Linked DNA regions of Mus musculus: region 1 is linked to region 2. The links are chromatin loops, found by intact Hi-C in ENCODE. Cell type or tissue: left cerebral cortex. All regions are shown on one strand. Links, peaks and the distances in the headings refer to the core of each region. The heading gives the core; the rest is flanking DNA. Region 1 overlaps Gm17750 (predicted gene, 17750). Region 2 has its middle 80 kb from the start of Gm17750.

Region 1 (5,388 bases), core at 181-5,180, 75 kb before region 2:
CAGAACCTGTTCAGGAAAACAAATGTCTATTTGAACCATTCATTTGCTGCTTTGTAAAGGATTAATATGCCAGTAAAGTTGTCTGCACTGCCTCCTCCCCTGTCTGCCTTTTCTCCCCAAACATAACTCTCACATATGTACACACAAACACACACGTTCAGAAACCCTCACCACAGTGACATGGCAACTTTGAAACTTCTAAATACACGAATTCTCTTCCTCTCAGATCATAGGTATTTAGTTAAGCAGAAGGAAAAGGAGCAGCGTTGTAAATTTTCTGTTTCTTTCTGTGTGTATGGAGAACTGCAGGGGCTCTGTGGCCCCACACTGCTTTCTTCCTTCCCATTTTTCAGTAAAACACAGGTTTGATGCGATTTTTCCCAACTTCTCATTTCAACCACTGCTTTTCTCCAAGTGGTCAGAGTTTAAGATGTGCAAAAGCCGTGGACAGAGAAAAACCACTGCAGGGGAGAAACAGTAGCTCCCCAGAGTGGAGCTGGCACACATGGCTGGCATACATGGCACTCAACTCACAAACCTTTTCTCTGCAGTTTGAACACAAAAGCGTTTCCTCCCCCGTTTTGAAGTGTTAAGGAGAGAGGGCATGTGCAATTGGTGACATAAGAATTTGGAAAGCACAGGGCAAACACTTCTCCTTTGAATGTCCTGCATGTGTCAGCAGCAGGTAGACATCCTACAGTTTAATATTGACTTAGGTTTTTCTTCCTTTCTTTCTTTCTTTTTAAGTAGAAAGGGAATAATATTTGAGTTTAAGCAATTGTATCACATCCACTCAACTTTTTGATCAATACTGCCTGCCTTTTGTAATTCAGAAATTCAGAGCTCATCACTTTACTATCTGAAATTGGGGGACAAGTTTGCTCTATGTCCCTCTGAGAAGGGTCTGAGCAGGTCAGCAACAAGCTATTGTTCAATTCTAACATTTGACTGAAGAAACTATGAACTTTTACTTTTTAATGTTAGTGATCTGAACTAATTCTCCCAAACAATATTACCTGCAGATTTTAAAAATTGAAATAAGGATTTGAACAATAATAATAATTGAAAAGTACCTTACACTATATTGACTAAAGCCTCCGAGTTAAATCTCAGAGTTCTTTTCAGATTGACTTTGTATACTGATTATTTGTAAAAAATAACATTTGAGTGCATAGCTATATAACATTTAAGCTGTTGGGAGATACCGAGCCATTCATATTGTTCAGTCATTTATGTTTTAATGCATGGTCCTAAGTCCTAGTTACCTTAGAAAGAAAAAAGTGTTTGTTTACATAAGTTGCTATAGCAACAGTAGTTAGAAATTGTAGTTGGAAGAGGATGAGGAGCATGCCGGCCTTCAGCTCTTTGCATGGATAGATCTCTTTCTAAGACTCTGAGAGCGTCTTCAATTTATTGCTCACATGTTACCTCATGTTTAAGAACTTACTGTGAGAATGTATTCAGAGATACAATCATCTGATTCCCCCCCCCCCCTCCCCACACACTTTTTATTTGCCCCAGAAATCAGCCTTGCCCTATTTGGAGAATTCAGAGATGTTATGGACCTTTTAGTGTTTCAACAAAAAGTTGAGGACCGTGAAGTCAGAAATCCTCTCCCCAAATGTTAAGGGCCAGGTTGCCTGCTGCTGTTTCTCTGTGCAGACTCATGGAGACGGGTGCCTCTCAGCCTTTGCTCTGCCCTCTCTTCTGTGATTTCTTTATTTTTTAAATTGGCCCTACCCTTTTCTACTAGATCGCTTGATTTGGCCATACTTCCCTTAGTACATTCTCATTGTTGCTCTCAGAACTTATATGAGGTTTGGACTGGTAGTGTTTTTCCTTATTTTCAAAGCTTTGAGATTCAGATGTGAAGAGCTAAGACAGTTCTCTGGACATGCTCACAGATTCTACCCAAGACCTTAAGCCATGCTTTTACACTTATGGGAAAAGGAAAAAATATGCACAAGCTTCTGATACTAAGGGCACAGCCTGGACATACACCTTGTCCTCTTCTTCTTGGCCTCATCTGCCCTAAAGAATGAATATATTCATCCCTAAGGTTGCTGCTTCAAAGTGACCAGTGAGATGCTAACAGGTCAGCTGGCTGTCCTGTTGGACAGAGGGTCCATAAATCAGAGAAGACTTGGTATGGTTGAAAGAAGAAGGTAGTCCAGCCTGAGGGGAGCCCCCTGTAAATCTCTCCAGGAGCTTTGTTCCTGGTAGGGGTAGGGGTGGGGGTTGGAGTTGGGGTAGTCATGGCTGTAGCTGTTATTAATGCCCTGGCCCTCCTGCAGTGGGTGCTAACTTCTTGTGCATGAGAGCTGCCTCTACCCTTCCCAAACATCGGCTGCTTGGAAAAGTCAAGCAGGGCTGAACTCTGATTTTCATTTAATAGTCAAAACCAAGATGCGTTTGGGCTATGATGATAGGACAGCTCCCTTGAAAAGATTATTTGAACTACAAAGGCATTCATTTAGGGCTAGCGATGTTGCAAAAGGGTCTGCTAGAAATTAGCAGCCTGTCCTGGTATTTGGAGAGCAAGAGTGACAACTTACTGGAAGTTCTCAAGGAATCATTTATATTTCACACTCCACTAGGCAGCTGATTTGAGATTGTCTGTTAGCATAACAAAGGCTCTGAGCCTGTGAACTTCAGAAACCTTTCGACCTCTTAGCTGCTGGCATGAATAGCCCCCAGTCCTGCCTATAGAGATCTCCCAAAGCTCCCCTGTTCGTGGCTAAATTGTTAATCAGGGTAATTTAATATAGTTTTCAATATGCCTCATCTCTTATTGGGAAAGGTATTCACAGCTTCCCTACCCCTGAAAAAAAAAAGTTCTTTTATTCAAGTGTGAGAGGGGCAGCTGCAGACAGACCCCCTTCTCTTTACTTCACCTCCCCCCCATCCCACTCCTTCCCAGCCACAGTTTTCTGAGTAGCAACCACGGGGAAAGGACAGAAAGAGAACTACGTTGACATTCCCTTTGCATGCACTCCACCCTGAACCTGAAGCTCAAGGCTGTTTATGCTGCGAGACAACTAAACAAAAACCGCAAGCACCACAGTCATAACTAAAACCTCAGAGTGATCACACACACACACACACACACACACACACACACCCCACACCCTGTTCTCCACCTCCCTTTTACCACCACCCTTTCCCCTCCCCCTTCATCCCTCAGCTCAGCTGCTCTTCTGGCCCCGACAAAATGCACCAGACCCCAAGGCCTGCTCATTTTCATTTTGTCGGAGGCAAAGGCAGCCTGCTCACTCCTTTGCACAGCGACACTCGTCCTGTCCCCTGCATCTACTCTCAGTGTGGCTCCCTCGCAGCGTCAATTCACATGCACATTAGTTAACTGAAGAGCAGGAGCACAAATATATTCATTTTAATCCAGTTAAGACCTAAGAGGTCTCATAGGATATTATTCAATAGTTTGAAAACCAAGTATAAAACTCAGCTTTTGCTACAGTGTTTCATCTCAGGGAGGCCTACAGTATGCCTTTCTTTTGCTTTCCACCAGTGCGTGCTCAAGAAATAAAATGAATAATGAAACAATTATAAGCAAAGAACCAGCTGCAGGTGGATATTCTGTTAAAATATTGTATTGTTGACTCTGTTAATTACCGTACTTCTCGTACCCATGCTCAAATTCAGAATGAGAATTTTATAAGATGAAAGGAAAAAAATATGAAGTCACAAATTGTGTTTCTTTTTTTTTTTTTAAATCAAAAACAGAACAATATATCTCTTAATCATATAGTTAACCTTTTGTTCCCATGTGAGAATTTTAGGCCATTTCTAAACGGTATTTGTGTATTTCTGAGCTGCTGTAAGTGTAGTTTTCTATGGGGTTGTTGCTCTGTCTTTTTGCCTTGTGTCTTCAGGGACTTCTTGCCTTTGTCAGACTTTGGTGGGTCTGTTTGCCTCTTAGCCTCCTACAGTTGGTCAAAGCCAGCATCTAGATCCCAAAGTATTTTCCTTGATAGCTCTCTAGGTTAAGGTGGTTCCTGATGCGGATGGGAGACTTGCTTAACTTACTTGGCACCCTACTCTAGCATCACCAAAGTGCTAGAAAGCAGGGAGACAAATCTCTCTTTATTGCACCAGGGACGGGTTATTCAAGCCCCCCAAACAGAAAAACAAATCCAGACACACTCTCAGGAATACATACCCACTCAGTAGCCCAGCTTCTTTCCCAATCTCATTTTTCTGGGTATTAAAAAATGGCTATAAAAATGGGCTTCTTAATTAATGTAAACATCTCAACAGTGTCCATAGATAACAAAATAATTGCATGCAGTTAGATTATTATCAACTTTCAAATCTGCATTTTCATTGGGGGCGGTGGGTTCTGACAGTTTTAATTCCAGTGTTTTGGAAGTTTTTAGATTATAAACATTTCTATCAATAATCTATGCATTATTCATTTTAATGATGTATATTTTATTTTATTCTTTAAGTAATGATTTTCATTTTTCTTGATTTCTTAAACTAGAATATTTTAAAATATAAATTAATAATTATTATGAGCAAGTAGATTGCTGATTTCTCTTTTAAAAATCCAAAGACATAAAATCATTCATTTCACAAGTTCACAGAAATGTAACTTTCATGAGCTGTCTAGAGAGAAAGAAAATACAGTGGCTTTAAACTCAAGACAGAAAAAAACCCCACACAATTGATATTTTCTGTGCTTTTGCTTAACCCTGTTTTCATTAGCCTTTTCCTCATTAGGATTTATGATCCATGTCCTTTTCTATACTTCCACAGCTCTGATTTCTGTTAAATTTTGTAACAGAGGTTAATGAGTACAAAGGAATAGAAGGCCTGTTTGCTTTCATCTATGATGCTCAGTATTTTAAGGCTGTTTATATTTGCATTTAAATTTTTTCTGTAATTTTAAATTGTTAAGATTCAGTGAAATTAATTACATCAGAGTTATCTAACAGGGAAATTTTTTTTTTTTTAAAAAGGAAATTAAACAGTGCAATTCTGCTGAATTGTAATGTTTTCCTGGGCCTGGACCATCTCATGCCCTCTCCAGCACTGTATAGTTTGGGTTTCATGTTTGTGGAAGAAGAAAGATTGGGGGGAGAAGGATGTGTTTTTGGAATGGTGTTTGACAAGGGGAATGAACGCAGACACCAGAACAATTATATTACAATCCCATTGGGGATGCCAGCACCAAATTTAGCCAGACTGATGGGGCACTGTCTAGACGGTCCCTTTTGTGTATCAGCTGCTTTCTCTCTGCTTTATTGCGTTGCCTCAATGTGTGAGTTGAACATGCATATGGATCCCAAGCATAGCCATTCCTGCTATTAAACCTGCTGTCATTTGGCTAACACTCAAGGGCTACGTGTTCCTACTGCATTCCCTTCA
Region 2 (5,388 bases), core at 222-5,221:
ATGTGTGCCGCAGTTTCTCCACAGCGTACTGCACGTGAGTTGATTGGCTTAACACACGAGATGCAGAATGGAGATGCAAGCAGGATTGGAGATTGAGAAGGAAGGAAAATGTGGGAGCAATAAAAAAAAAGAGGAGAAAGAGGGCGAGAATTATTTTTCATTGTACTTTTCAAGCATGCTCCCTTTGCGGTAAATGTTGATGAGAAAATTCCCAGTCATATCATAGCAGTTTTCCTACAATGCAGAAAATTCAAGCACAAATTAGATGATCTATGTCCTTCAGATGCTTGAACTTCTAATCATCCTGAAGCTTATTCATACGATAAATGACAAGTTTATCTAATGAAACAAACCATTTGAGTTTTAATGTTAAAGTCAGATCTAGGATGTTTAGTACATTTTGAAAATTTTCAATATAGAACCTCAAATGCAACATATTCTTGCTAGAGCCAGGAAATAATTCTATCCATCAAAGAGGGAAAAAAATCATAACTTTTTATATAGTTCTTAGATCTATTTAAATAGTTGTGAACTCTAAAATGATTCTTTATAATAATAAAAATACATTTTAGCAAAAATGAATTTCTGTATAATATTTTATTCAAAAGTTTTTGTTCTGTACATTTAATTATTTAAATAAAACATCAATGAGACAAATTGCTGGTCATGCATGTCTTCTAAATATCGATATGCAAAGATTAATAAACTGAAATATATGTTTTATTTTAAAAGGGCTTTATTAATGAAAAATAAGGTATGCCTTTTGAAAAGTAAAGAACTTAATATAAATATCTAATATGAAGCTAGTATGTTTAATGAGTAATTACAGTACAAAAATGCGTGAGAATTTACCAAGTTTCATCTCTCCTCCTTTTTTCTAACATTCAGAACTATTTATAGTCAGTTTATAGATTTAGACAAAGCTTCGAAATAGCTAGAATGCCTCACTACAAGCAACTCTCTTAGGTTTCTGTAGGATTTACAGTTTACCCTTTGAATAGATGCCCATACTTAATACATTTTAACTTCTTCCTTTTAATTTCATTACACCAGTTACAAAAATGAAAGAAAACATCTACTACTGCTCTGGTATGTCGCAGTGTTGTCATGGTCCACAAGCCAGGTGCATCCCTTCTACCTGGAAGGAAATAAAAAACCATCTGGAAGAACATATTAACCTGCAGTGTTGATGGCTTCAGAGAACCAAAGCAAATAGTTTGTGATTTAAAATAATTTGCATTCTCAGAAAAAAAGAAAGCTAGACATGAAGTCTTTTGCATGGGTCTAACACTTTGAAGACATTTAACACTATAATTTCTGACCTTCCCTACTTTCCTACTGTGTTATATTGTTAATAGATGCAGTGGTTTGGATAACCAGTTCCTTATTTGTGATGAACTAGCAGGTACTCCACAAGGGTCTTCAGACAGATGGTGGGGCAGAATCCTTTGGTTTCTATATAGGTATTTCAGTGGATATTTGGTGGATCACTTTCCATGTCACAGTGTTAAGTTGTTTCAGAGTCTTGTTTTTTTCTTGTGATTTTTGTTTTGTTTTATCCCCCACCCCCACCCCTGCCACTAACTACTAACTTCCTTTTTATTGCTTTCAATGCCAATTCTGCTATGCATTCCTGGAAAAAAGTTATTATTTCATTGAAGTGAAAATAGGATTATTTAATAATAGCAAATCAATGTCTTATGGTGATAAAGGGATAGTGATTTAACCTTTATCTGGGCATTTCAAGGCAGAGAAAACAGAGACTTTTTCAGGCTGGGCTGCAATTCCATGCATTAAGTTTCAAAGGAATAAAAGTCTGTTTTCCAGTGCATTTACCAACTCCTAGAAAGAGACAAAAGTAAAGATTTTTATACGCCCAGTGATTTCCATGGGGGAATATTTTGTTGATAAATCTATGAAAATCATGCACATTTCTCCTTCACAGGCACAGGAGGTCTCAAGGCAGCTTAGTTTACACATATAGGTTTGTTGTTTACCCCTCAAAATTATATTGATGGATATAAACTCTGTTTAAGATAATATATAAATTCAGATAATTTTGCAAATTATTATTTAACAGCTTAAAATTGCAACCTATTGGATTAAAACTGTGTGAAGTTTGTGCTACTTTTCATGATCTTTCTCTAAATCTTCCAGAATAGAAAATCAGTCTGCAATATTAGAGACGAGAAATACGCTTACAACTCTGACAAAAGCAAAGCGTTACTTGGAATACAGACCCAAGTCGAAAAGATTTCAAAACAAATTTGGATCTGAGATGAAACTGCATGCCAAAATGCAGACTGGTTACTACCAACCACAAATGGGGTTTTCTCAGCTGAATCTCTAAAAGTTGCTGGGCACAGGCCTACCTGAGAACCTCTGAGGCCCTTATCAGGACTGTCTGTTTCTACTCCCCAGACACACGTCTCTGACCTTCTCAACTATTTTTACAATTGTGAGGGAGTGGGGCTCTAAAATTCGAGTTCAGTGTACAGAGAGTTAATTTAAATTTGATAACAAATGGCTCTGCTGCAGAAATGAATGCAGCCTGGCAACTTCAACAGGGAACCCTTCAGAGGGCCTCAATTATGTATGCAGCTTCTTTGAGAAATAGTTTCACACATCTGACCCAAAGACCACTATGTTGTTGCCATGAAATAAAACTGTACGTCTGCATTGTTTCATTTCTGGGCCCTGTACACAGTGCCAGACTCGAGGACTCCCCCACTCTGCGCATGCGTGTTCACATGCTCGCACAAACCCCTTTATTATCGTTCTGCTTCTATTTTTCAAGTACGGTGACTGTATCAATATAATTGTCACATACATAATGGCTCCTGATTACTTTTATATGTTATAAAAAAAATCTGATTTTAACTGCCAGACTGTTCTGGTCAAAATCAGGAAAACTAAAGGAGAGGAAAGGGTTAACCAACCCACACTATTTCAATTTTTTTCAAAATGGCTGCTTTGTCTGTGTGCATACACCAATAGCAAATGCCCTTCTGTTATTGTACAGCCAATTTGATGTGTCAAGTATTCATATGCTAATAACGGTACAGTTTCTCACTTTTTCACAGATAAATGGTAAAGATTGTTACAGACAGTGAAACACAAGAATAAACAGCTTTTATTTCAGGCACGATAAATTACTTTCCATTCAAATCACAAGCCACGCATGCTGCTGACCATCTTGTTTCCATTCACTGCTCGTTTGCCTTCTGGGTGTGTTTCTTTAGAATAGTTTGAAAATATTTAACAGATATGGACAGAGTTGTTGCTAATGACTTGATTGCATTAATGCGCTTTCTAGTCATTTCCTCGCTCAAAGCTCATTTTTGTATTCCGTTATTACAGTGGGAGAAAAGTTTGATGGGAATTCTGACACTGTTTCCCTAACATAGTACAATCAAATCTTTTTAAAGCTGGGCAATGACAATATTTGAAGAACAGATATTTTCCTTTAGGTTAGCAGAGATGTCATTTAGTAAATAGTATAACTTAAAAAGAGACACTTGAAGGAAATGTCAAGTTGGGTCAGAACAAACTAGAATCAATTCCATTTTCCCAGATATAAATCTGTTTTGAAGGATTGAATTTGTTAAATACATATGACTAAGACATAATATCAACTTATTGTTGATATAGAAAAATCACATCAAAGGTGAGGGTGGGTGTGGAGAGAGGAGGTAGTGTAAGGAGAAGAATTTCCTAGCCTTTAAACATACATTTCTAAAAGAATGCACTTATAACCATACTACCATTGAAATTTCAAGTCAAAAGAAACACTTTTGATTACTTTTTCACCACTTTGCTTATGAACCCAGGATATAATACGTGTCCTCTATGGTTAAAATGTAAAACACCTTTTAAAGCTGATGATACATTCTTCAGGTATGTCTTAAATGTGCTTTCTTGTGACTGTCTTTTTTCTGATCTTTGTACGTGACCATTTTGATCTCATGTTTGAGCCCCTGTAATTGTTACTGATGCTTGTATTAATTGCCTGTTTGATGAGAAAGCATGCAAAATTAAATAAATAAACATCTAGAAAAGTAACTCAGTTCATTGCCAGGCTGAAGATTGCAGCTTTTAAAAGTAGGTCATATAAAGGCTTTCTTTCTAATTGATTAAAATTAAATACAGAATGCGGAGGATGGAAAGAGAATAGGATTAAGTTAGAGCCTTGGAATACACAATCTCAGTGATTGTGAACGTCTACCTTGAGACATTATAGATTACAAAGTTAACTATGACATCAGGTCAGTGAGAGTACAGCCGCTAATTGTCAACAGGAGATGGAGTTTTACACACTCTCACCAGAAAAAGACTGTTTTCAAAAAGCAATATTCAATTCTTTTCTCTGACCTCCAAAATATTGAGAATTCTTATCACATCATATCAGCAAATCAATTAAATTAGTCATTAATTTTATGTTAAAGTTAATCAAGAGATTTTTTTCCACCAGAAAGCTCTACAAATAATCCATAAAAGTTCCCCTCTTTTCCACTTATAACACCATTGTTAAGCCTACAATAAATGAAACCAATGGCAAATATGTATTTCAACCTGCCGTTTATATGCACATAACTCTCTGGGCCACATGAAGATTAGGTATGAAATACTAACCTTTTACTTTGTCAGATGCTCATCAAAAAATGACTGTGTGTAAATTTATCAAGGTTGAAATAAAGTAGGACACCAGCGACTAGCTCACAAGCTAATTTAAAATGCAATCTATGCTTCATATTCCACAATACTATGATTGTGTTATTAATAAGTGTTTTTAATTTACTATAATGACTAAACAATAGTGTTTTGTCCATTTTTTTTCTTTACCTATGTTATCTCTCTTTAATTGGGTAGATACAATTAGGCCTTCTCAGCTCTGGATCATTATTTATTTATTTATTTATTTATTTATTGCTTTAAATTCTCATCCTTAATGTAATCATCACCATGGGCACAAGCCTGGGAATGCACCCAGGGCTTTACGTTCCCTGCCTGTATTTCTTGTTTCTATCATTTCCTCATCAGTGCTATTCCCATATGCTTTGGGAGCTGGCCCTTTTAGAGCAGAGGTTTTGTTTTTGGTTTTGTTTTTTTTGTTTTGGTTTTGTTTTGTTTTGTTTTTAAGAAAAAAACAACAAAACAAACGAACAGCATACTCAGGCTGGATAGGTAGCTCTGCAGTCTAGAGTGGTACCTCTGTGGCCTAGCACAGACACTGCTCTGTAAAGAACCAGAGTTTGGTTCCCAGTACCCATGATGTGTAGCTCACAACCTCCGGTAACTGCAGATCTGGGGAATCTGTCTGGGCTTCTTGGGTGCCTGCACTCACATAAGAGAAGAGTTTTTAAATAGCACACACACACAGATATAAAC

The links. Peaks named below come from ENCODE experiments on the same cell type or tissue, not always from the same donor. Only the 100,000 strongest peaks of a DNase experiment are listed, where the experiment ranks them.
Region 1: it touches region 2 in a loop (6-fold over the local background); 6 of 42 quality-filtered maps call a loop at or near these places.

What each region holds. Positions count from the first base shown.
Region 1 is chr13:84,057,040-84,062,427 of GRCm38, reverse strand. The region is part of intron 1 of Gm17750 (predicted gene, 17750); the gene reads left to right. Among named protein-coding and RNA genes, the nearest start is that of Gm17750, 5.0 kb to the left of the region's middle. RefSeq lists an enhancer at 1,354-4,197. In left cerebral cortex, for the core only: no CTCF peak of the experiment used is centred there; DNase peaks (open chromatin) are centred at 2,398, 2,507, 3,257, 3,994 and 5 more places; H3K4me3 peaks cover 700 bases; H3K27ac peaks cover 4,825 bases.
Region 2 is chr13:83,982,469-83,987,856 of GRCm38, reverse strand. No RefSeq gene overlaps it. Among named protein-coding and RNA genes, the nearest start is that of Gm17750, 80 kb to the left of the region's middle. In left cerebral cortex, for the core only: no CTCF peak of the experiment used is centred there; DNase peaks (open chromatin) are centred at 1,193, 2,637 and 3,081; H3K4me3 peaks cover 789 bases; H3K27ac peaks cover 1,406 bases.